Regions from separate parts of the Homo sapiens genome. Here regions 2, 3 and 4 are each linked to region 1. A link is a loop called in an ENCODE intact Hi-C map of the cell type or tissue named here. Cell type or tissue: ascending aorta. All regions are shown on one strand. Links, peaks and the distances in the headings refer to the core of each region. The heading gives the core; the rest is flanking DNA.

The links. A loop is a pair of places that touch in the nucleus more often than their neighbours do. Peaks named below come from ENCODE experiments on the same cell type or tissue, not always from the same donor. Only the 100,000 strongest peaks of a DNase experiment are listed, where the experiment ranks them.
Region 2: it touches region 1 in a loop (3-fold over the local background); 2 of 110 quality-filtered maps call a loop at or near these places.
Region 3: it touches region 1 in a loop (5-fold over the local background); 6 of 110 quality-filtered maps call a loop at or near these places.
Region 4: it touches region 1 in a loop (5-fold over the local background); 2 of 110 quality-filtered maps call a loop at or near these places.

The regions. Positions count from the first base shown.
Region 1 is chr4:3,071,218-3,076,503 of GRCh38, forward strand. It overlaps HTT (huntingtin), which reads left to right and starts at 3,464. Exons shown (of 67, transcript NM_001388492.1): 1 at 3,464-3,871. The coding sequence starts at 3,609. It also overlaps HTT-AS. RefSeq lists silencers at 2,520-3,139, 3,290-3,729, 3,840-3,909 and enhancers at 4,070-4,299, 4,310-4,359. In ascending aorta, for the core only: a CTCF peak has its summit at 2,438; DNase peaks (open chromatin) are centred at 2,964, 3,284, 3,974, 4,324 and 3 weaker places; H3K4me3 peaks cover 2,608 bases; H3K27ac peaks cover 2,454 bases.
Region 2 is chr4:1,853,859-1,859,144 of GRCh38, forward strand. LETM1 (leucine zipper and EF-hand containing transmembrane protein 1) reads right to left here and starts at 2,298. Exons shown (of 14, transcript NM_012318.3): 1 at 2,011-2,298. The coding sequence starts at 2,092. RefSeq lists silencers at 764-940, 1,735-1,924, 1,935-2,494, 2,895-3,114 and enhancers at 1,506-2,007, 2,645-2,714, 3,384-4,179. In ascending aorta, for the core only: no CTCF peak of the experiment used is centred there; DNase peaks (open chromatin) are centred at 1,801, 2,433, 2,893, 3,666 and 2 weaker places; H3K4me3 peaks cover 2,737 bases; H3K27ac peaks cover 1,447 bases.
Region 3 is chr4:2,241,654-2,246,939 of GRCh38, forward strand. POLN (DNA polymerase nu) reads right to left here and starts at 468. Exons shown (of 26, transcript NM_181808.4): 1 at 398-468; 2 at 1-137. HAUS3 (HAUS augmin like complex subunit 3) reads right to left here and starts at 468. Exons shown (of 6, transcript NM_001303143.2): 1 at 398-468; 2 at 1-137. It also overlaps the pseudogene COX6B1P5. RefSeq lists an enhancer at 1-152 and a silencer at 539-898. In ascending aorta, for the core only: a CTCF peak has its summit at 2,123; DNase peaks (open chromatin) are centred at 538 and 2,138; H3K4me3 peaks cover 557 bases; H3K27ac peaks cover 3,217 bases.
Region 4 is chr4:2,259,901-2,265,186 of GRCh38, forward strand. MXD4 (MAX dimerization protein 4) reads right to left here and starts at 2,209. Exons shown (of 6, transcript NM_006454.3): 1 at 2,017-2,209; 2 at 1,825-1,924. The coding sequence starts at 2,080. RefSeq lists enhancers at 736-1,328, 2,560-3,221, 3,222-3,881 and silencers at 1,429-1,488, 1,499-1,888, 1,979-2,038, 2,089-2,928. In ascending aorta, for the core only: no CTCF peak of the experiment used is centred there; DNase peaks (open chromatin) are centred at 1,571, 1,911, 2,441, 3,011 and 3 weaker places; H3K4me3 peaks cover 3,065 bases; H3K27ac peaks cover 2,563 bases.

The sequences.
Region 1 (5,286 bases), core at 650-4,649:
TGTATTTCTCCCTTACAGATGAAAGAATTCCAGGCCAGGCTGGAATGACAACTGCACACAGTCATCTGGGCCCCCTCCTTCCAGCTCCCATCACCCCAGGATGTGGCTTTTATGCAGATGATCCAAAATGGCTGCTCAAGTCCCAGCCAACACATCCCATTCCAGGGAGCAGGAAAAAGGTGTGTCTTTCCCTTCATTTTATGTGATTCCTTTCTAGAAGTACTACTCATTACTTCTGCTTGCATCTCCCTGGCTAGCACTTACTTAGTTATATGGCCATAGCTAGCTGAAGGAAGGACAGGGACTGTCATACACTAGCTAAGAGGCAAACTGCTTAGATAAAAAGGTCTCTAAAGAAGGTCAGAGCGGCTGCTAGGGTGCAACTCTATTACTTATTGTTATGGGACGAACTGTGTCCCTCATTCAGGTTGATGTCCTAAGCCCCAGAACCTCAGAATGGGATTGTATTTGGAGACAGGTTCTTTAAGGAGGTAAGGAGGCTAAAATGAGATCATTAGGGTGGGCCATAATCCGACTGATGTCTTACAAGAAGAGATTAGGACACGGACATGCTCAGAGGGACGGCCACGTGAGGACACCAAGAAAGGCAGCTGTCTGCAAGTCAAGGACAGGGCTCAGGGGAAACCAACCTTGCCAACACCTTCATCTCGGACTTCTAGCCTCTAGGACCATGAGAAGATACATTTCTGTTGTTTAAGCTGCCCGGTCTGTGGTACTTTGTTATGGCAGCCCAAGTAAACAAATACAGTCATCTGCTGCTGGAACAAATCACCCCAGCACTGTGGCTTGGCAGCACACATGTCTAGTCATAGAGTTATATGTAGTTACGTGTAGAGCCATATGTATCGTCACACGTTCTGTGGGTCAGGAATTTGGACCCAGCTTAACCAGCTCCACTTCTCGCCAGGGTTCAGTCAAATACCAGCTGCCTCCCACCTGAGAGCTCAGCCGGGGAAGGGTCCCTTTCCAATCTCACGTGGTGTTGGCAGGATCCAGTTCCTCATGGCCTGCTGGACTGAGAACCTCAGTTCTCACTGCCTGTTGGCCAGAGGCCGCCTTTATGTCCTCGCCATGTGGGCCTCTCCAACATGGCAGCTGACTTCATCAGAGCATCCATGCCAAGAAGGCAACAGAGAGGGCCAGGGAGACTGAAGTCATACCCTTTTGCGACCTAGTCATGGGGTGACATTCCATCACCTTTGCCCATTGGTTAGAAGCAGGCCACCAGGTACAGCCCAAGCTCACGGGGAGGGGTCATACAAGGGTGTCAATACCAGGAGGTGAGGGGTGCTGGGGCCATCTTATGAGTCTGCCCACTGAGGTAACTAACAACCTTGAGGCCTGACACAGTGGACAAAGGCCCTTATTAACAGCAGAGAACTGGGAACTTTATTTATTTATTTATTTTTGAGACAGAGTCTCACTCTTGTCACCCAGGCTGGAGTGCAATGGCATGATCTTGGCTCACTGCAACCTCCACCTCCCAGGTTCAAGCAATTCTGCCTCAGCCTCCGGAATAGCTGGGACTACAGGCATGCACCACTACACCCGGCTAATTTTTGTATTTTTAGTAGAGACAGGGTTTCGCCATGTTGGCCAGGCTGGTCTCGAACTCCTGACCTCTGGTGATCTGCCTGCCTTGGCCTCCCAAAGTGCTGGGATTACAGGCGTGAGCCACCGCACCTCGCTGGAACTTAATTTTTTTAGAGACAGTGTCGCTCTATCACCCAAGCTGGAGTGCAGTGGTGCAATCCTAGCTCACTTGCAGCCTCAAATTCCTGGGTTCAGGTGATCCTCCCACATCAGCCTCCCAAGAACTGGGAACTAACAGCTGTTTCTCTGCTGTCCTTCTCAAGAAAAGGGAGGCTACTGCTACCCCACTGGGGACAATGCTGGGTTTCCCTTTAGGACAGGCTCTGAGACAAGGCGGAGGTGCTGTTTGTGGCCACAGAGCAGGGGACTCTGGGTTGCAGGTGTGGCCTGGCTAAAGTAGGCTTTACTGGGCTCCTCTCTGCCTGCATCACCCCCCGGCTGGGCGGTTGTCTCTGAGGCCAACCTTACTCCCTGCTGGGCAGGCTGGACAGCTGCCCTCTCCGTTTGCCCCTCTACCACCCAAAAGGCAGGAGGCTCTGGAGACCAGGACCCTGCCCGCCACGGCCTGTGTCCCAGGCGTGAGGGGGTGCCCCACAGACCTCTGCTGAGCTGCTGCTGAATGACGCCCCTTGGGGGTCCTGCCGGAAGGTCAGAGCAGGGGTGCACTCCCATAAAGAAACGCCCCCAGGTCGGGACTCATTCCTGTGGGCGGCATCTTGTGGCCATAGCTGCTTCTCGCTGCACTAATCACAGTGCCTCTGTGGGCAGCAGGCGCTGACCACCCAGGCCTGCCCCAGACCCTCTCCTCCCTTCCGGGGCGCTGCGCTGGGACCGATGGGGGGCGCCAGGCCTGTGGACACCGCCCTGCAGGGGCCTCTCCAGCTCACTGGGGGTGGGGTGGGGGTCACACTTGGGGTCCTCAGGTCGTGCCGACCACGCGCATTCTCTGCGCTCTGCGCAGGAGCTCGCCCACCCTCTCCCCGTGCAGAGAGCCCCGCAGCTGGCTCCCCGCAGGGCTGTCCGGGTGAGTATGGCTCTGGCCACGGGCCAGTGTGGCGGGAGGGCAAACCCCAAGGCCACCTCGGCTCAGAGTCCACGGCCGGCTGTCGCCCCGCTCCAGGCGTCGGCGGGGGATCCTTTCCGCATGGGCCTGCGCCCGCGCTCGGCGCCCCCTCCACGGCCCCGCCCCGTCCATGGCCCCGTCCTTCATGGGCGAGCCCCTCCATGGCCCTGCCCCTCCGCGCCCCACCCCTCCCTCGCCCCACCTCTCACCTTCCTGCCCCGCCCCCAGCCTCCCCACCCCTCACCGGCCAGTCCCCTCCCCTATCCCGCTCCGCCCCTCAGCCGCCCCGCCCCTCAGCCGGCCTGCCTAATGTCCCCGTCCCCAGCATCGCCCCGCCCCGCCCCCGTCTCGCCCCGCCCCTCAGGCGGCCTCCCTGCTGTGCCCCGCCCCGGCCTCGCCACGCCCCTACCTCACCACGCCCCCCGCATCGCCACGCCCCCCGCATCGCCACGCCTCCCTTACCATGCAGTCCCGCCCCGTCCCTTCCTCGTCCCGCCTCGCCGCGACACTTCACACACAGCTTCGCCTCACCCCATTACAGTCTCACCACGCCCCGTCCCCTCTCCGTTGAGCCCCGCGCCTTCGCCCGGGTGGGGCGCTGCGCTGTCAGCGGCCTTGCTGTGTGAGGCAGAACCTGCGGGGGCAGGGGCGGGCTGGTTCCCTGGCCAGCCATTGGCAGAGTCCGCAGGCTAGGGCTGTCAATCATGCTGGCCGGCGTGGCCCCGCCTCCGCCGGCGCGGCCCCGCCTCCGCCGGCGCAGCGTCTGGGACGCAAGGCGCCGTGGGGGCTGCCGGGACGGGTCCAAGATGGACGGCCGCTCAGGTTCTGCTTTTACCTGCGGCCCAGAGCCCCATTCATTGCCCCGGTGCTGAGCGGCGCCGCGAGTCGGCCCGAGGCCTCCGGGGACTGCCGTGCCGGGCGGGAGACCGCCATGGCGACCCTGGAAAAGCTGATGAAGGCCTTCGAGTCCCTCAAGTCCTTCCAGCAGCAGCAGCAGCAGCAGCAGCAGCAGCAGCAGCAGCAGCAGCAGCAGCAGCAGCAACAGCCGCCACCGCCGCCGCCGCCGCCGCCGCCTCCTCAGCTTCCTCAGCCGCCGCCGCAGGCACAGCCGCTGCTGCCTCAGCCGCAGCCGCCCCCGCCGCCGCCCCCGCCGCCACCCGGCCCGGCTGTGGCTGAGGAGCCGCTGCACCGACCGTGAGTTTGGGCCCGCTGCAGCTCCCTGTCCCGGCGGGTCCCAGGCTACGGCGGGGATGGCGGTAACCCTGCAGCCTGCGGGCCGGCGACACGAACCCCCGGCCCCGCAGAGACAGAGTGACCCAGCAACCCAGAGCCCATGAGGGACACCCGCCCCCTCCTGGGGCGAGGCCTTCCCCCACTTCAGCCCCGCTCCCTCACTTGGGTCTTCCCTTGTCCTCTCGCGAGGGGAGGCAGAGCCTTGTTGGGGCCTGTCCTGAATTCACCGAGGGGAGTCACGGCCTCAGCCCTCTCGCCCTTCGCAGGATGCGAAGAGTTGGGGCGAGAACTTGTTTCTTTTTATTTGCGAGAAACCAGGGCGGGGGTTCTTTTAACTGCGTTGTGAAGAGAACTTGGAGGAGCCGAGATTTGCTCAGTGCCACTTCCCTCTTCTAGTCTGAGAGGGAAGAGGGCTGGGGGCGCGGGACACTTCGAGAGGAGGCGGGGTTTGGAGCTGGAGAGATGTGGGGGCAGTGGATGACATAATGCTTTTAGGACGCCTCGGCGGGAGTGGCGGGGCAGGGGGGGGGCGGGGAGTGAGGGCGCGTCCAATGGGAGATTTCTTTTCCTAGTGGCACTTAAAACAGCCTGAGATTTGAGGCTCTTCCTACATTGTCAGGACATTTCATTTAGTTCATGATCACGGTGGTAGTAACACGATTTTAAGCACCACCTAAGAGATCTGCTCATCTAAGCCTAAGTTGGTCTGCAGGCGTTTGAATGAGTTGTGGTTGCCAAGTAAAGTGGTGAACTTACGTGGTGATTAATGAAATTATCTTAAATATTAGGAAGAGTTGATTGAAGTTTTTTGCCTATGTGTGTTGGGAATAAAACCAACACGTTGCTGATGGGGAGGTTAATTGCCGAGGGATGAATGAGGTGTACATTTTACCAGTATTCCAGTCAGGCTTGCCAGAATACGGGGGGTCCGCAGACTCCGTGGGCATCTCAGATGTGCCAGTGAAAGGGTTTCTGTTTGCTTCATTGCTGACAGCTTGTTACTTTTTGGAAGCTAGGGGTTTCTGTTGCTTGTTCTTGGGGAGAATTTTTGAAACAGGAAAAGAGAGACCATTAAAACATCTAGCGGAACCCCAGGACTTTCCCTGGAAGTCTGTGTGTCGAGTGTACAGTAGGAGTTAGGAAGTACTCTGGTGCAGTTCAGGCCTTTCTCTTACCTCTCAGTATTCTATTTCCGATCTGGATGTGTCCCAGATGGCATTTGGTAAGAATATCTCTGTTAAGACTGATTAATTTTTAGTAATATTTCTTGTTCTTTGTTTCTGTTATGATCCTTGTCTCGTCTTCAAAGTTTAATTAGAAAATGATTCGGAGAGCAGTGTTAGCTTATTTGTTGGAATAAAATTTAGGAATAAATT
Region 2 (5,286 bases), core at 526-4,525, 1.2 Mb before region 1:
CTGAAATCCCTACTGTTTCTACAGCAGACCTGCCAGTGTCCCTGTCACAAAGCACAGTAGTAACTACAGAAGACATTTGTGTTCCTGAAATGACAGAATCGCACATAAAAAGCTAATTATTATTATTATTTATCAAAAATCTGATAATAAGCACGAAGTGTTAAAAGTACTTTTATCACCATCAAGAGGTCCAGAGAGAGCTCTAACATCTAACACAGCAACTGGAAAGACCACATGCTGAGCTCCACCTTCAGACTGTGCAGTTCCACCACTCAACATCCTCTCACCACTCCAAAAGTTTCAGTGGCTAACCAGCCATTATTGTAAAAATTACAAGAATTGGCCAGGCGAGGTGGCTCACGCCTGTAATCCCAGCACTTTGGGAGGCTGAGGTGGGTGGATCACGAGGTCAGGAGTTCAAGACCGGCCTGACCAACATGGTGAAACCCCATCTCTACTAAAAATACAAAAATTAGCCAGGCATGAGGGTGTGCGCCTGTAATCCCAGCTACTCAGGAGGCTGAGGCAGGAGAATCGCTTGAACCTGGAAGGCAGAGGTTGCAGTGAGCCGAGATCATGCCACTGCACTCCAGCCTGGATGACAGAGCGAGACTCCATTTCAAAAAAAAAAAAAAAAAATTACAAGAATTGGGGGCCGGGCGCGGTGGCTCACGCCTGTAATCCCAGCACTTTGGGAGGCCGAGGTGGGTGGATCACCTGAGGTCAGGAGTTCGAGACCCGCCTGGCCAAGACGGAGAAAACAGTCTCTACTAAAAATACAAAAATTAGCCAGTCGTGATGGCGGGTGCCTATAATTCCAGCAACTCGGCAGGCTGAGGTAAGAGAATCACTTGAACCCAGGAGGTGGAGGTTGCAGTGAGCCAAGATCACACCACTGCACTCTAGCCTGAGCAACAGATTGAGACTCTGTCTTTAAAAACAAACAAACAAACAAACAAAAAAAAACAAGAATTGGGAGGATACATTCAGGGCAACTTCAATCTATCTCTTTGGGGGTGGGGAACAGAGACAAGAATATTGAAGCTGGGTGCCTGGGCATGGTGGCTCCTGTAATCCCAGCACTTTGGGAGGCCAAAGCAGGAGGATCAGTTGAGCCTTGGAGTTCAAGACCAGGCTGGGCAACATACCAAGACCCTGTCTCTACAAAAAAACTACAAAAAAAAAAATTAGCTGGGTGTTGTGTGGCACAACTAACAACTTGGGAGGCTGAGGCAGAAGGATAGCTTGAGCCCAGGAGTTTGAGGTGCAGTGAGTATGATCGCACCACTGCACTAATTATTTTACTTGAGTCCCTCTTAGCAAGTTTTATGTTTATTCCAATTTTACAAATAAGGACATAGACTCAAATAAGTTGGTTAATTAGAGAGAGAGAGGAGGTGGGCACACCCTGGGACAGCATTCACTCCAGACAGCACCTGAGGCTAGGGGGGCTAAAGCCACGCACCCTGAGGACCCTCAGCGGCTCCGGAGTCCCCGTGTTCCCCGGGTGCCGGTCGCGGCCTAATCACACCACAGGGGTTTGTAGGTGCTGGCATCACCTCATCAGTGACGGACCAGGAAGGCTCCTGCAGCCCAGCAGGTCCTGCTCGCCGGTGTCTGCCCTGCCCACCCAGTCTCGTCTCCGGGACCCCAAACGTGACCAAAGGGCACGGCCGTCCTCGTGCGTGGACACGTTCCACCAAGCTTACTCGCGCAGGGCGCGCCAGGGCTGCCCAGCCCTTCAGAATTTTCCCACTGTCTCTGAGGCAGTGACCCGGGGGACCCGGCCGCCTAAGGTCACAACACACGGCAGAGGCCCAGCGGCTCCGCCCGGCGCTGGCGGCCCAGCCCGCGACGAGACCCGGGGCCCCACGGTCCCGCAGGGGCTCCGGAGGCCGGGACCACCGGGCTCCCCGCATCGCCGTGACAACCAGCCCGAACCCGCGGGTCGTCCGCGCTCCCGACCCACCAGCCGGGAGCCGGCCCCGCCCTGGGGTGCCCGCCGCTTACCCCGCGGGACGGTGTACCGAGGCGGCGGCGGGAGGCGGGCGGGCGCCCGGCCGCGGCAGCTCCTCAGTAAGATGGACGCCATGTGCTCGGGCGCGGCGGCCGCTCCGGCCTCCTGCGCTGCCTCCTTCTCCGCGGCGGCCGCGGCTCTTCGCCGTCCCGGCGGCGCTTCAGACCCGGCCCGCGCGGACGGCTGACAGAGGCGGCTGGCCTCGGACGGGAGGCGCTCTCCTCAAGGACCCGGCACCAGCGGCGGCCTTGTCCCGGCACAGACGTCCGGAGGCGCGGGGCGGGGCGGCCAGGCCGCGGCTCCCATTGGGCCCCTCAGCGCCCGCCGCTGGCCAGGTGAGGGGCGGACCGCGCCACCGCGGACTACCGGTTCCGGCGTGCACCGGGACGGCCTGCACGCTGGGGTGCGGACTACCGATCCCGGCGTGCACCGGAGCGGCGGACTACCCTGAGGCGCGGACTACCGGTCCCGGCGTGCACCGGGGCGGCTGGCTCCTGGGGCTCGCTGCATCCTGGTTCCCGTCGTACCGTGGACGCCGGGGCTCGCAGCGTGGCGGCCGCAGGAGCTGAGGGAGTCGGCCGCGCTTGCGCGGGGAGTGTCTTTTCGTCTCCGGGCGGCGGCAGCAGCGCGTGTGTCCGGAACTTTTCTGGGACTAAGTCCTGCACCCACGAGTAGAAAACGGCTCCTGGGAGCTTGGGGCTCCAAGGGCAAGTCAGGGGACGCTGGGGATGGAGGGGCGCCCTCGACGCCCTCGGCCGCGGTCCCTCGCCGGCCCCCCTGCTCTGTGGCTCTGCCCTCGGCGGTCTGCACTCTGGCGCGCGCAGCTCTGAGTGCCTCTTCCCTGCGTACCGGGCGGCGCTCCCCAGATACGGCGCTGCTCGGCGTCGGGAGTCCCCGTCACCACTGGGGGGACGGGAGCGCAGGGTCCCGCCCCGAAGGACAGGGCCATGCCGGCCCCTGGAGGCGAGGGCACTAGGCCGGGTGGCGGCGCAGCCAGCATAGCGGCCCCCCATCCCGGCACACCGCGTCCTCCCGTCTGAGCGGGAGGGGTAGATATGGGTCCTGCGTTGGCGCGGGGGGACCCCTCGTTTCGCTCTGGCCTAAGCAGCCCCTGGGGTCCCGCGCGCCGCAAGAGCGCCAGACTTCCTAACCTGGGCCATACCCTGTCCGCTCCACTTCCCAGTCCAAGAAGGAACAGCCGAAGCCCAGGACGCCAAGGACCTGGCTCGAAGTCTCCAGAATTCCCGCCAGAGCTGGGCTGGGCTCGCGGACCGCTCATGCGCCGTCTCCCAGGAGCCTCCCCCCAGCCCAGTTTAATAGCCGGCCCTGACCAGTCCAGGGGAGAGAGACCGTGCAGCCTCCCAGCAGACCGTGACCTCTGAGCTCCACCTTCCCCTTCCTTCCCTAAGATGAGGATCCCTGAGTTGGGGCAGAGAAAGCAGGCAGGGAGAAAAATGGGGACCTGCGGCGCTGGGGGCCCAGCTGGTGGAGATCTCCAGCTAGGAGATCCCCAGCACAGCACTTGCCCTGCCCTCTGTCTTGTTCAGGGATGTAACCTGCCTCCTCCTGCTTCTCCGCGGCACCTCAGGGCACCGCCTGGGGAGGGTCTTGTAGTGCACACTCAGCATCTCTGTTCCCTGGAGCGCATGGGGTGTGAAACGCCTGATGCCAGCCAGCTCCCCAGTCTTGAGAGGCTGGTTGAATGGCACATCTCCCTAGGAGGCTCCCTCCCCAGGGTCCCCTCTGCCCCTGCTGTCCATGCAGTCGGTCCTCACCCGTCAGGAAAACGTAGCCTGCTTGCCTGGGTGGTTTTCCCCATCAGGAACTGCCAGGTACTGGGCCTGGATGGGCTTGAATTCCCCATCTCAGTGGGAGAAGGGGGCATTGTTTAGTGCAGGGCACTTTGAAGCCGTCTGTAAGTCCCTGTGTCCACACCGGTCAGTGGGCACTGCAGACATCAAATGCAGACAGAGTTTAAGCACAACTAGGCCTGAACCTAGGCCTGTGCTGCCAACAGACATGAAGGGGCCCCTTTTCCACCCATCCCCCAGGAGGCAAGAGGGGGATACAGAAGGATAGTCCTTGCCTCCCCACCCAGGGTTGGACCTGAGCTGGAGTGGACAGTTGGTCAGGGTCAGAAAGAACTGGACTTTTTATGGCCCAGCTGTAGGACTTTTTATGGCTCAGCTGTAGGACTTTTTATGGCCCAGCTGTAGGACTGTATGTCCTAGTCCTGGTCTGGACATTGGTTCTGAGCACCAGATGACCCTGCCCGATGCTGGCTAGGGAGGGTGACCCCGGAGAGGGTGCAAGAAACAGTGCTCCTCTCGTTAATGCTGTGGGGTCCCAGGTGTCCCGGCAAGGCCAGGCAGGAGGTGGTGACTGCCCCATCTGTGCTAGTGCCTGTTTACAGGACTTTGAATGACACTGAAAGAGGAGGGAAGCCCTCCCCGCAGTCTCCACCCTGCCCAAAGTGCTGGGTGTGAGGAAATGTGGAACATACCCTCGCCTGCAGTTGGGATGACCCACCATCCCTGGACCAGAACAAGGAAAGCCTGGCAGCGGAGAGCCAACAGCAGGACTGACACAGGCAGGTGCTGTCTGCGATGCTCGTGCAGCCCAGGCAGGGTGGGATCTTAGATAAATTTTCAACAATTAAAATAGCTGTGATCAGGCGCAGTAACTCACACCTGTAATCCCAGCACTTTGGGAGGCCGAGGCGGGCTGATCACGGGGTCAGGAGATCGAGACCAGCTTGGCCAACATGGTGAAACCCTGTCTACTAAAAATACAAAAATTAGCTGGGCATTATGGTGCATGCCTGTAATCCCAGCTACTCGGGAGGCTGAGGCAGGAGAACTGCTTGAACCAGGGAGTCAGAGGTTACAGTGAGCCAAGATTGTGCCACTGCACTTCAGCCTGGTGACAGAGCGAGACTGTCGCAAAAAAAAAAAAAAAAAATAGGTCAAAAGAAATAAGTAGAAATCTGGCATCCAGCCAGCTGACTGTGCACCCTTAAGGCTGGAATGAGGCCTTCCAGTCCCACATCTCCATATGCAGCAGAACAAGGGCACAGAACCATGGCGCAGTGGTTTAATAGCAAGCACTGTTTTTAGCCTTTTTCTCTTCTTTTTTTTTTTTTGGTTGGGGAAACTTCCTTTTCCTTCTCCCTATGTTCCTCACAAATCACATATAACCTTCCATAGTCACTCGGTGTATATACAAGTGACAGTAGAGAAACAGGGCAGGAAGCCCAGGCAGCACACGGG
Region 3 (5,286 bases), core at 414-4,413, 830 kb before region 1:
CCCGACGCCAGGGCCGCGCGAACCCCAGAGGCAGCGGCAAGCCCCAGGGATCCGCGGCCCCAAGGCCGCGATACACCAGACGCGCCAGCGGCAAAACCTTCCTTCGGAGGGTCACCCAGCTGTGACACCTAAGCACGCTGACAAAACAAACGCACAAGCCCACCGAATCGCCGTCGACACCGAGCTGCAGAAGACGGGGGTGACAGGCCCCGCACAGCCCCCGCCCCAGCTCCTCGCCCAGCGGACCGGGCCCTGATCCCCGGGCAGCTGCTGGAGCACCTGGAAGGAGCCCCCAGGAGCGCAGGAAAAAAAAGAGGCACCTGGGTGCAGACGGGGATCGCGGCCACTCCTCCAGCCCCACACCCCTGCGCCCAGAACCGAGGCCCGCGTCAGTCACCTCAGGAAGTTCCGCTTGCTTCTCGCAGGAGCCCGCCGCCACCGCCCTCCGTGCCCCGCGCGCCTCGCACTGCCTCACGGGAGCGCCTGGACGCGCGCAAGCGCACAAGGCGACGGCGTGGTCGTGGGGGATGACTGTTTGCGCAGGCGTAGTGTCAAAAGAGGCGGAGTCGGCGAGGCTGGACTATGGGGTGGAGCTGAGCAGGCGGCGCTCGGCCCCCGGCCGCTGCGGGCATCCTGCCTCCTGGGCGGGGCGCAGGGCAGAGAGAGGCGGGGTCTGGGCCGGGAAGGGCGGGGACAGGGCCTGGACAGGGGCGGGGCCTGGGCAGGGGGCGGAGCCTGGGCAATGAATGGGGTGCAGAGGGGTGCAGAGGGGTGCGGTGGGGCGCCCTCTGGGGAGCTGAAGCTGCGGGCCTGCTCTCAACGGAGCCGTCAGTTGTGCTTCAGGCCTGCCCTGCCCCGTACTTCAATCTAGACCCTCTGAAGGCACTTTTGAATGGTACAAAGAGCAGCGCAGGTTGGTGGTTGGGAGACAGGCTGGAGCCCGGCGGTGATAGCGCTCGCCCCCGAGAGAGACGAGTTCCCGGAACATTCACAGCAGCCCGACCAATGCCTGGTACATTTTAAGGGTTAGGGATTGTTCGCTTAGAGTCTTTTACAATGAACTTTATTTTGCAAAAACACTTAATTTCTAATCCCTCACCAGAACACTATGTAAAAGCTGACTTCTGGCCGGGCGCGGTGGCTCATGCCTGTAATCCCAGCACTTTGGGAGGCCGGGGGGGGGGGGGGGGGGGATCATGAGGTCAGGAGTTCGAGACCAGCCTGGCCAAGATGGTGAAACCCCATCTCTACTAAAAAATACAAAAATTAGCCGGGCGCGGTGGTGGGCGCCTGTAATCCCAGCGACTCGGGAGGCTGAGGCAGGAGAATCGTTTGAACCCAGGAGGTGGAGGTTGCAGTGAGCCGAGATCACGCCACTGCACTCTAGCCTGGGCGACAGAGCAAGACTCCGTCTCAAAAAAAAAAAAAAAAAAAAAGCTGACTTCCTCCACAATTCCCTTTTCAAAATGTTAGAAATAAACGGAATGGCCTGAGTTAAATACATCGATATATTTAACTCAAGGAGGATGGTACACCATTTCCAAAGAGGATGGCAGTCAGTGAAAGATGACTGAAACGGGATTGCTAAATTTCATGTGAATCTGGCTGATGCCCTACAGCCCAGTGAAACCAGACCTCTCTATTGGACAGAATTCGTTTGCATCTCTACCAAACAAAAATCCTTTGCCACTCCTCAGTCTTCCACAGGTTAGCAGGGGCTTTGGTCATGGGTAAATATAATAGTACTCCCTCCCTTCAGCGTCAAATGACCCTAAAGGTGGCTTGTTAGACAATGTCCTAGTCCAGGGTGACTAGGTAGAAGTCGTTTGGATAGTTTTTCTTAATATTTTTAAGGAGAGAAATAAGAATGTTCTAAGGCAAATATTGTAATCTGATCGAGTCAAAGATATTTCCTATTCATTCTTCACTTGTTTCACGTTTTTTTCCTCCTCTTTTAAAAGTCAATAAGGCCTAAAATGATCTGAAAAACAAACATGATGGGAAAAAATTCAAAGAGTGGTGCCCAATCTGCAGGCAAGGAAACCAGGGATGCTGGAACGGGGAGGCCTGGTGGGAGGACCCTTGCAGCCCAGGGTTGGAGGTTGGGGGTGTGCATCAGGGGGCAGAGTTGAGCCAGTTTGGACAGGAGGAAGTGGGAGCTGTGCAGGCAATGCCTTCCAGAAATGTTGCTGATGAGGCAAAGACTGGGTGGGAGGAGTGTGACACAGAGAGAGAGATACAGAGAGACAGAGAGAGACAGAAACAGAGAGACAGAGACAGAGAGACAGAGACAGAGACAGAGAGACACAGAGAGACAGAGACAGAGAGACAGAGACACAGAGACAGAGACAGAGAGACAGAGACACAGAGAGACAGATAGAGACAGAGACAGACAGAGAGACAGAGACAGACAGAGACACAGAGAGAGAGAGAGAGGAGAAAGACAGAGAGCGAGCATGCAAAACAACACAAGCTGAGGGGGTGGGAATGCAGGGCTGAGGGGAGGATTTTTTATTTTGTTTTGTTTGAAAATGAGAGGAACTCGGGGATATTTATAGACTGCAAGGAGGAACTCTGAGGAGACAGCATTAAAGACGGCAGAAAGACAAGGGGCTCCTTTATAGAAAGAGATCCCTGGAGGGCAGGAGGGGTGCACTCCAGAGCCCTGGAGGCCGTTCTAGAAACCCACTTTCCTAGTGACTCCTGGGTGGTTTCTTGGGCCACAAATTAATTCTCCATCTGATTTTGAATTGCTGACCATAGTTATTTGTTGGAAAGGTGTTTATGAGACCATAAAAGCCATAAAACCATTAAGTAAAAATTACAACAGTATCAGCCCCTGGAGTACAAATGACAAACACAATAGGTTTAACTATACAGATGTGGAAAGTTTTCTTCAGCTTGCCTTGGGAATTTAAGAAAGCAAGTATGTTACGTGTATTTCCAGGGTAAGCTTTCTTTTCAGCAGTCAAAATTATTTGGAGTTTTAGTAAGGTCAAAAGATAAATGGAACCCAGGAATTAATCCTCCCTGAAAAAGCCCATGAGAATATAATGGACTAAACAGACCTAAAGACAGAGCTGTGAGGATCAAGTGTTTTTGCTGTTTGCTTTTTCTCCTTCCTGTGGAAGCGATTTTCTCCTATTAGTATTAAAAAATATTTTAGGTTTTGGACAGTATCTTTTCTGACTGTTTTTAAACTTTAGAAGTAACAGTCAGATGCTAAAGATTATTTCTTTTAGATGTAGTTTTCCATGAATTTTGTGGGACTCTATTCTGCAAGCAATGGAGAATGGGGGCTGTTTTCAAGCAGGAGAGTGAATTCTCAGATGTGTGTTAGAAGCATAATTCTGCAAGATGAAAAATGACAAAAGGTGGTAAGAGACAAGATACAGGACCACTCTTGCAGCATGTAGGAGAGGAGGAGAGAGCTGGACAGAGAGAGCTGCAGGAGCTGGCAAAGCCTGGGGCCTGATGACTAGCCTGGGTCCGAGACACTCCGGGGTTTCCAGCTGAGTAGGGAGTGGCATTTCTTCCTATTCTTCCCACTAATCCTTCCTGTTAAGAAGAAAGTAGAAGACTATAGGGTTGGGAAAGAGTTTGTTTTCCATCCTGTTGACATTCATGTGACAAAGCGAGAACTCAGTCCCCAGACTCAGGAGCAGGTTTGGGTCAGCACAAGCCCAAAGGAGGTGACAGAGTTCATTCACCAAGGTGGCCACGTGGAGAGGGCCTTTGAAGTGGGGAGGAATGGGAACCACAAGGGCTGGCAGCAGAGCCTGGGACTGGTGGGGTGTCAGAAAGGGCCTCAGGACAGGAAGAGGAGTTGTGAACCCCTGAGGCTCAGCAGGCCAGTGGCATAACCATTTACATTCTAGAAAGATCCCCATGAGGCCAGTGTGTACAGGGCTGACCTGGCCAAGGACTAGGAAAGGAGGAAGGAGCAATGCGAGAAGGCCCTGTGGCGATTAGCCCAGATGATTCCAGCGCCTAATTTGGGTGACCATAATCTCAGCAAAAATGTGGTGGGAAGGGATATAGGGGGCTCAGGGCCCACTTCCCAGAGGAGGCTGTGCCTGAGCTGGTGAATGCAGGGAGCAGGTGGGAGTGGGGGCTGAAGCCAGGGCAGGGGTGGGCCGGACTGAGCTGAAGGACAAAACGCGGTGTTTCAGTTTAATCTGGAGGCCATGGGGACCCAGAGGAGGACTTTAGGGAGGTGAGCAAGGAGACCTTTAAGGTCATTCAGGCTGCCAAGAAGAGGGTGGGTAGGAGGCTGCAGGCAGGGTCCTACTTGGAGGGGGACTTGCTGTAACCCAACAAGCACAAAGATGGAAAACAGAGATGGACTCTGCTGGGAGAATCAAGGGCTTCCCAAAGGACAGGGGTCCTGTCCCAGGTATCCCACCCGCCAGCCTGGTGAGCAGGGGAGGGGTGCGTCTCCAAATCTCAGTGTGCCACCTGTGAGAAGGGCCCAGCATGATGGTACCAGGCACCAATCATACATGGAACTGGGCACAGCCCCTGGCACCTGCATGCCCTCGATAGAAAACGGTAGTGGTGATCCCAAATCCTAATATTTGGGATTTAAATGTCCACATTTACATGAATGGCCAAATCCTGGTGTCTCTGAGGCCCCAGCCACATTCCCAGGAGGAACTGCTTTCTTTCCTGGGGTGCCCCCGCTAATGGCCTCGAGGGCCCTGGGGCCCACACAGGTTCAACGATCCGGACTCTGCTGCTGGGGGTTAGGGGAGCTCAGATTCCTCCCTGAGGCCCCCAGCAGTTACCCTCCATGGCCACCCCACAACCTGCTGGCGGGTCCCACTGGGCCACCTCCAGTGCATAGCTGCCGTGTGCACAGTGTGGCGACCTCACACTCAGGACCCCCCGTATGACCACCCAGCTCCATCAATTCTCCAGCACTCAAGGCAGGCATGTCCTCTCTCAGCTGCCCACTGCTGGGGCCCCCAGGACTCCTCCCTGTGCACCAGGGTAGCTGGGCCCACACCCCCACCAACCCCGGCCCTCGGCAGATCAGAGGTCTCTGCTTCCAAGGGGGTTCCCTCCAAAAGGCCTCCCTGTGGGGGAGCGGGCAGCCAGCCTGGCTTGCTTGGGTGAGAACAAGGCCTCTTCTCCCCACTGCGTGAAGTCTCATCGCCTCACAACCACCCCGTGATGGGCACGACAGGAGCCTGTGTCTCCGTGGTCACCACCAGCACAAGGGGACAGCTGGCTACACCATCTCGCTTCACCTCAGCACGGCAGGTCCCCATGACAGGAAGCAGA
Region 4 (5,286 bases), core at 408-4,407, 810 kb before region 1:
CACTGTCCTCCGGCCCCACTCCCTACCCTTGCCCCAGCCTCACTGTGCCATGTCCCCTCCCTCACCTTGGCAGAGCATGGAAGCCTCACAGGTGGGGACAAGTCAGGGGCTCAGAGATCCTCTGGCCCCCTGCTCCGCCCAGCTACTTGTCTGGGCTGGCTGAGGAAACCTCCAGGGCAGTGCTGCCCACCCGAGGAAGGGGCCAAGCCGCCAGCCCTGGGCTGCCTCAGGCCCCGGGGGAGCGGGGCTCGGCCCAGAGGAGCCAGGGGAGATGCACCAGAGTTGGGGAGCCCTCTGTCTCCCTCACCAGTGCCCCCATGGTCTCTGTCCCAGCAGAATGTGGACAGCTGGGACCCCATCTCAGGAACAGGCGTCATCAGAGATGGGTGAGTGGCAGGCAAGTAACCAAACCTCTCCTTGCCTCAGTTTCCTTGGCCATAGAGATAAAAATCACATCACCTCTCTGAGCCTGGGGTGAAGATGAACTGGCTGCATGTGTGAAACGCTCAGCATAGAGGCAGTGTTCGGGCAGCCTTGGCCAGGACGCTGGTTGTCAGCTTTGGATTCTCCATGCTGGGGGAGCCCCAGCTCACGCCCCAGAGTTCTCCACGGGTCAGGGACTTGGTTTGGAGAGAAGCGGCAGCGGGGGCCGGGCTTGCTCACTGAGGAGGCCTGAGGCAATGGTTCCCTCGTCACACTCCTGTCCTTCCCCAAACTGTCCCCAGTAGGGGACCAGGGGCTGGGACTCAGGGACGGGTCCCAGCCAGGGCAGCTGGAGACTCAACCAATTCCTCGCCTGGCTCAGGATGCCACAGAAATGGGTCCCTACACCAGCCTTTCGGATTCCCTAGAACAGGTGGACCACAGGAATGAGCCATGCCCTGGGGCTCTGAAGCCCCCTACAAACGCAGCTCCCAGCCTGCTCACACAAAAGGGCTGGGCCAAGGTGGGCCCAGACAGGACCAGGTGTGCTATGGTCCTCACAGCAGCCAGGAGGGTGGAAATCCCCGGGGAGCCCCGGCCCAGGGTCCCCACTCCCCACGCGGGGGACCTGTACGCACCCCAGCTTCAGGGCTTCTGCTGCCTGAACACGAGGTCAAGGTATGGAGGGCGCAGCTGGCACCCGTAGTAACGACTTCATGGGGCCCCTGCCCTGCAGCCTGCCCCCTCCTCCCGCCCCCTTAAAAGGCCTCTGTCTTAAAAAAGAGGACCCCCATACTGGTGGCTGGAGTTTCGCTGTGTCAGGAGGCTGGGCAGAAGCGGTGGGCACCCTGGGAGGAGTGAGGGCCCAGGACAGCGCCTCCACTCGCTTCTCTGTCTAGGCTCCTGGGGGCGGGGGAAGGTGGCCGAGCAGCAGAGTTCGGCTGGCAGAGCCAGTCGAAAGGAGGCCGCCCACCCACCCGCGGAGAGAAGGGGTTAGGGCCGGCAGCCCCCGCAGACCCTGGCTGAGCCTGTTTCCCCAGACCCACGGGGCACCGGCCAGCGCCCGCTGACAACTTTTCTACCGCCTGGAAAAGTCCAGAACAACTCGGGGGCGGGGAGCGGGCGCGGGAGCGGACCCCGGCGGCGGGCGCTGTACGCGTGGCACTGTTTACGCGAGCGGCCCGGGAGGCGCGGCCGCGGGAAGATGGCGACGGCGAGGGCGGGGCCGGCCGGGCGGGGCTGCGGCCGCGGCCTGCGCGCCTCCTCCTCCAGGCTGGCCGCCGGGGCGCGCGGCGGCGGCGCTGAGGGCCGCGGGCCGGGAATCGGGGCCCGGAGAGCACGCTCCGGGCGGGGGCGGGGGTTCGGACCGGGCCGGGCGGGGTCGGGAGCGGGGGGCGGTACCTGTTGTTCGGGGCCTTGCGCACCAGGCCGGCCGCCTTTGTTTTCTCCCTGGCGAAGTCGCCGTCGAAGGGCAGCACCGAGGCGTAGCCGTGCTCGGCCTCTGCGGACACACGGCGCGGTCAGCGGCCCCCGCCCGGCACGGCCCCGCCGCCCGCCCACCGCCGCGGGCGCACAATGGGGTGCGAGCGCTACCTCGATCCCTGCGCTCCAGGTACTCGGCCGCCTCCAGCAGGATCAGCAGGGAGTTCAGCTCCATCCTCCCGCCCGCGCCCGTCCGCCCCGGGACGGCGGCGGCCGCTGCCCGGCCCGCTCCGGCCGGCTCCGCTCGCCGCCCACCCCGCGCGCCCGGCCGCCGCACTTCCAGACTCCGCGGACTCCGGCGCTCGGCCGCCACCCTCCGCCTCAGGCCCTCAAATTGACACATAAGGGAGAGCGGCGGCCCGCAGAGCCAATGGGAGGCGGCGTTCGCGCCCCGGGGGCGGGCGCCGGGCCGGGCTGGGGCCAATGGGGACGGGTCGAGCGCCTCGGGCCGGGCCGAGAATGTTGACAGATGCAGAGCTGGGCTGGGATAGGCCGGCCGCGCTAGTAACAATTTAGAAGCCCGAGCTTAGCAACAGCACGTGGTGGCCCGGCCCCCGCGCTAGCTGACTGGCGGCCGCCGTGCATGTTAAGTAGGCGCCGCGCGCCGATTGGCCAGAGCGGCCTATGTAAAACAGGCACTGCGAGCCAATGGCCGGTGGCGGGGCGCGCGGCCAATGAGGGCGCCGCAGCCGGACGCGTTGCCGAGAGGAAGCGCAGCGCGCGGGGACCGCCCGCCGTCCTGGGGGCCCGTTAGGACGCAGGAGCGTCTCCGCTACGAGAGCGAAGCAGGGCGCTCCGGGGCGTGCGCCGGGCCGGGCCGGGCCGCCGGGTCTGAGCGCGACGAAAGCAGTGGCTGCGTGGGGGGACGAGGCCTCGCGCTCTGCCCGGGGGTCTTGCGTGGGGCCGTGAACGACTCCCCTCCCCGCCGGGCGCAGAGTGGCCCCGGGAAGGGCCGGGACCTCGGAGAGGGACGCAGACGCTCTGATCCTAAGAGCCAGGCGTCTCTGAGGGTGTCAGTGGGGAAACAGGCCCAGAGCGGGCGGGCTCCTCAGATCGCCCAGTGGACGCCGGAGCTGAGGGAGGGCCCAGGTCTGGGGAAGGGACACAGACGTGCGGCCAGAGTCGAGAGGCTCCCCGGAGTGGGGGGCTGCATGCTCTGTGTCTGGCCTGAGGGGCAGGGACGTTCCTAGAGGCAGGCGCTGGCCACCTCTGGCCGAGGACGCCCTAAGTGGGGACGGGAGTGAACCCTTCATCAAATCCCAGCTGGCGGGTCTCCCTAGTGACCCCTGACCCTAAGGCTGGCCCAGACTGGCCTCGGCACCCCCCACCCTCTCGCAGATTTTTTTTTTTTTTTTTTTTGAGACGGCTCTGTTGCCCAGGCTGGAATGCAGTGGCGTGATGTCAGTTCACTGCAACCTCCGCCTCCCGGGTTCAAGCGATTCCCCTGCCTCAGCCTCCCAAGTAGCTGGGACTACAGGCGCGTGCCACCACGCCCAGCTAATTTTTGTATTTTTAGTAGAGATGGGGTTTCACCATGGATGGTCTGGATCTCCTGACCTCGTGATCCGCCCGCCTCGGCCTCCCAAAGTTCTGGGATTACAGGTGTGAGCCACCTCGCCCGACCCATCTCACTGATTTGATTTTTGAGGTTGGTGGCCTGGATGTGCCAAGGGCCAGGCCCCGCAGGCTGGAGAGTGTGGAGGCATAAGGTGGCTGGACCCCTCCAGAAGTACTCAGTGGGACACAGGGGCTGCTGCTGGCAATGAAACTGAACAAAAAATGCAAAACCTCAGCACCAGGACTCCTGTGAAAGCTTCGTGTGCATCTCCCTGTGTTTTGCATGCCCGGCTTGCAGATCAGGACATGGGACTAGACGCTCAGGGATTTGCTGGGGTCTCCCAGAAATCTCAGCAGAATGGAGATTAGTGCTGCCACACACGGCTCAGGGCTATAGGAATGCAGAGGCCAGAGCCTCCTGGCCTGGCTGGTCCTGCTGGGTGTAAGCCTGTGGTGTGGGCTTCAGAATAATGTGTGTTCCCACAGAGCCCTGCAGGACCCAGTGGGGAACTCGGACACTGCTATGAGACAGCCCTGCATGGACATTGAGACAACCCCCTTGATGTTAGCAGGGGCCCTTCCTGTTCCCGCCCCACAGTGACGCCAGGGCCCAAGGCAGAGCCCCTCACAAGAACTCAGCACTGAGGCCCTCCAGGTTTGTCTGCATGGCTGCTCAGAGCTGTGCATGGTAAAGAAAGGTGCCCAAGTCTGGGGAGGAGCAGGGTGTGTTTGGGCTCTGGGGACCCAGCTCTCCACTTGGGGATGAGCATTTTGCAAAGTTGCCCCATCCCTGCTTTGGCCACTGGGTGAGTTGCTGCCGACAGCTAAAGCGGACACCTGGCCTAGTACAAGTGCACCTGCTGGGCATAGTGCACGCCCCCTTCCTGCCATGGGCCAAGAGATTTGTTCTGTGTGGCAGTGGGCAGCACAGGTGCGCAGGTGTGTCTATGGGGAGGCACCTGCATGCTACCCCAGTCTAAGAGATTTTTAGCCTCAATTTAGGCCATTTAAGGACTCACCCTCACCTCCCCACCACACTGAGGACCAAGCACTTCCCTGGTGTCCCTGGGCTCAAACCTTGCCTGGTAGTGTGGGCACCACTGCCTGGGGGAGCAGGAAGGAGTTGGGGTTGGGAGGAGAAGCTGCAGGAGGCGATGGATGACTGAGGGCTGAGCTGCAGCTAGGGAGGGAGGTACTGGAGGCATCGGCCAGCAATGGCAGGAGGAGAGGGAAGGGGAGGGAGCAGCCAGGAGAGGCCTGGAGGTGATGTTGGCCTGGCCCAGATGGCTGCAGGTGGGCCTGGAGCCCTGCCAGGAGAGGTCTGGAGCCCCTGGGGGATAGGGGCACTGGTCCCACCTGCAGTTGGCAGGGTCTCTACACCCACGGGTCTCAACTTGTCCTTCCCAAGATGGGCAGAGGCATCTTGGGTCAGTGCCGGCAGGCACCAGTGCCCATGGAGTCTCAGGGGTGGTTGAGGAGTGGGGAGGACGTGGCTCAGGTCAGCCAGTTGGACCCAAGCCCTGCAGGGCATGGGCCATGTCCCCTTCTGTAGGGCAGGTCCCCCGCAGGGTGTGGCATCTCCAGGGAGCTTTCCATGGGCACAAGCTCCTGCCCAGCCCTGCCCTGCCCTTCCCCAGAGCCAGGACCTGTCCAATGGGCACCAATGAAAGCTAGGAGGGAGGGGGCAGACATCTCCAGCCTCCTTCCCTGGGGAGCCCAGTCCCCCCACCCTACTCTGGGAGGACCTCTCTATGCCACTCTGGGACCCCCAGGGTGCATCTCATTCCTGCCCCATCCTCTGAGCCCCACCCAGCCTTACATTCT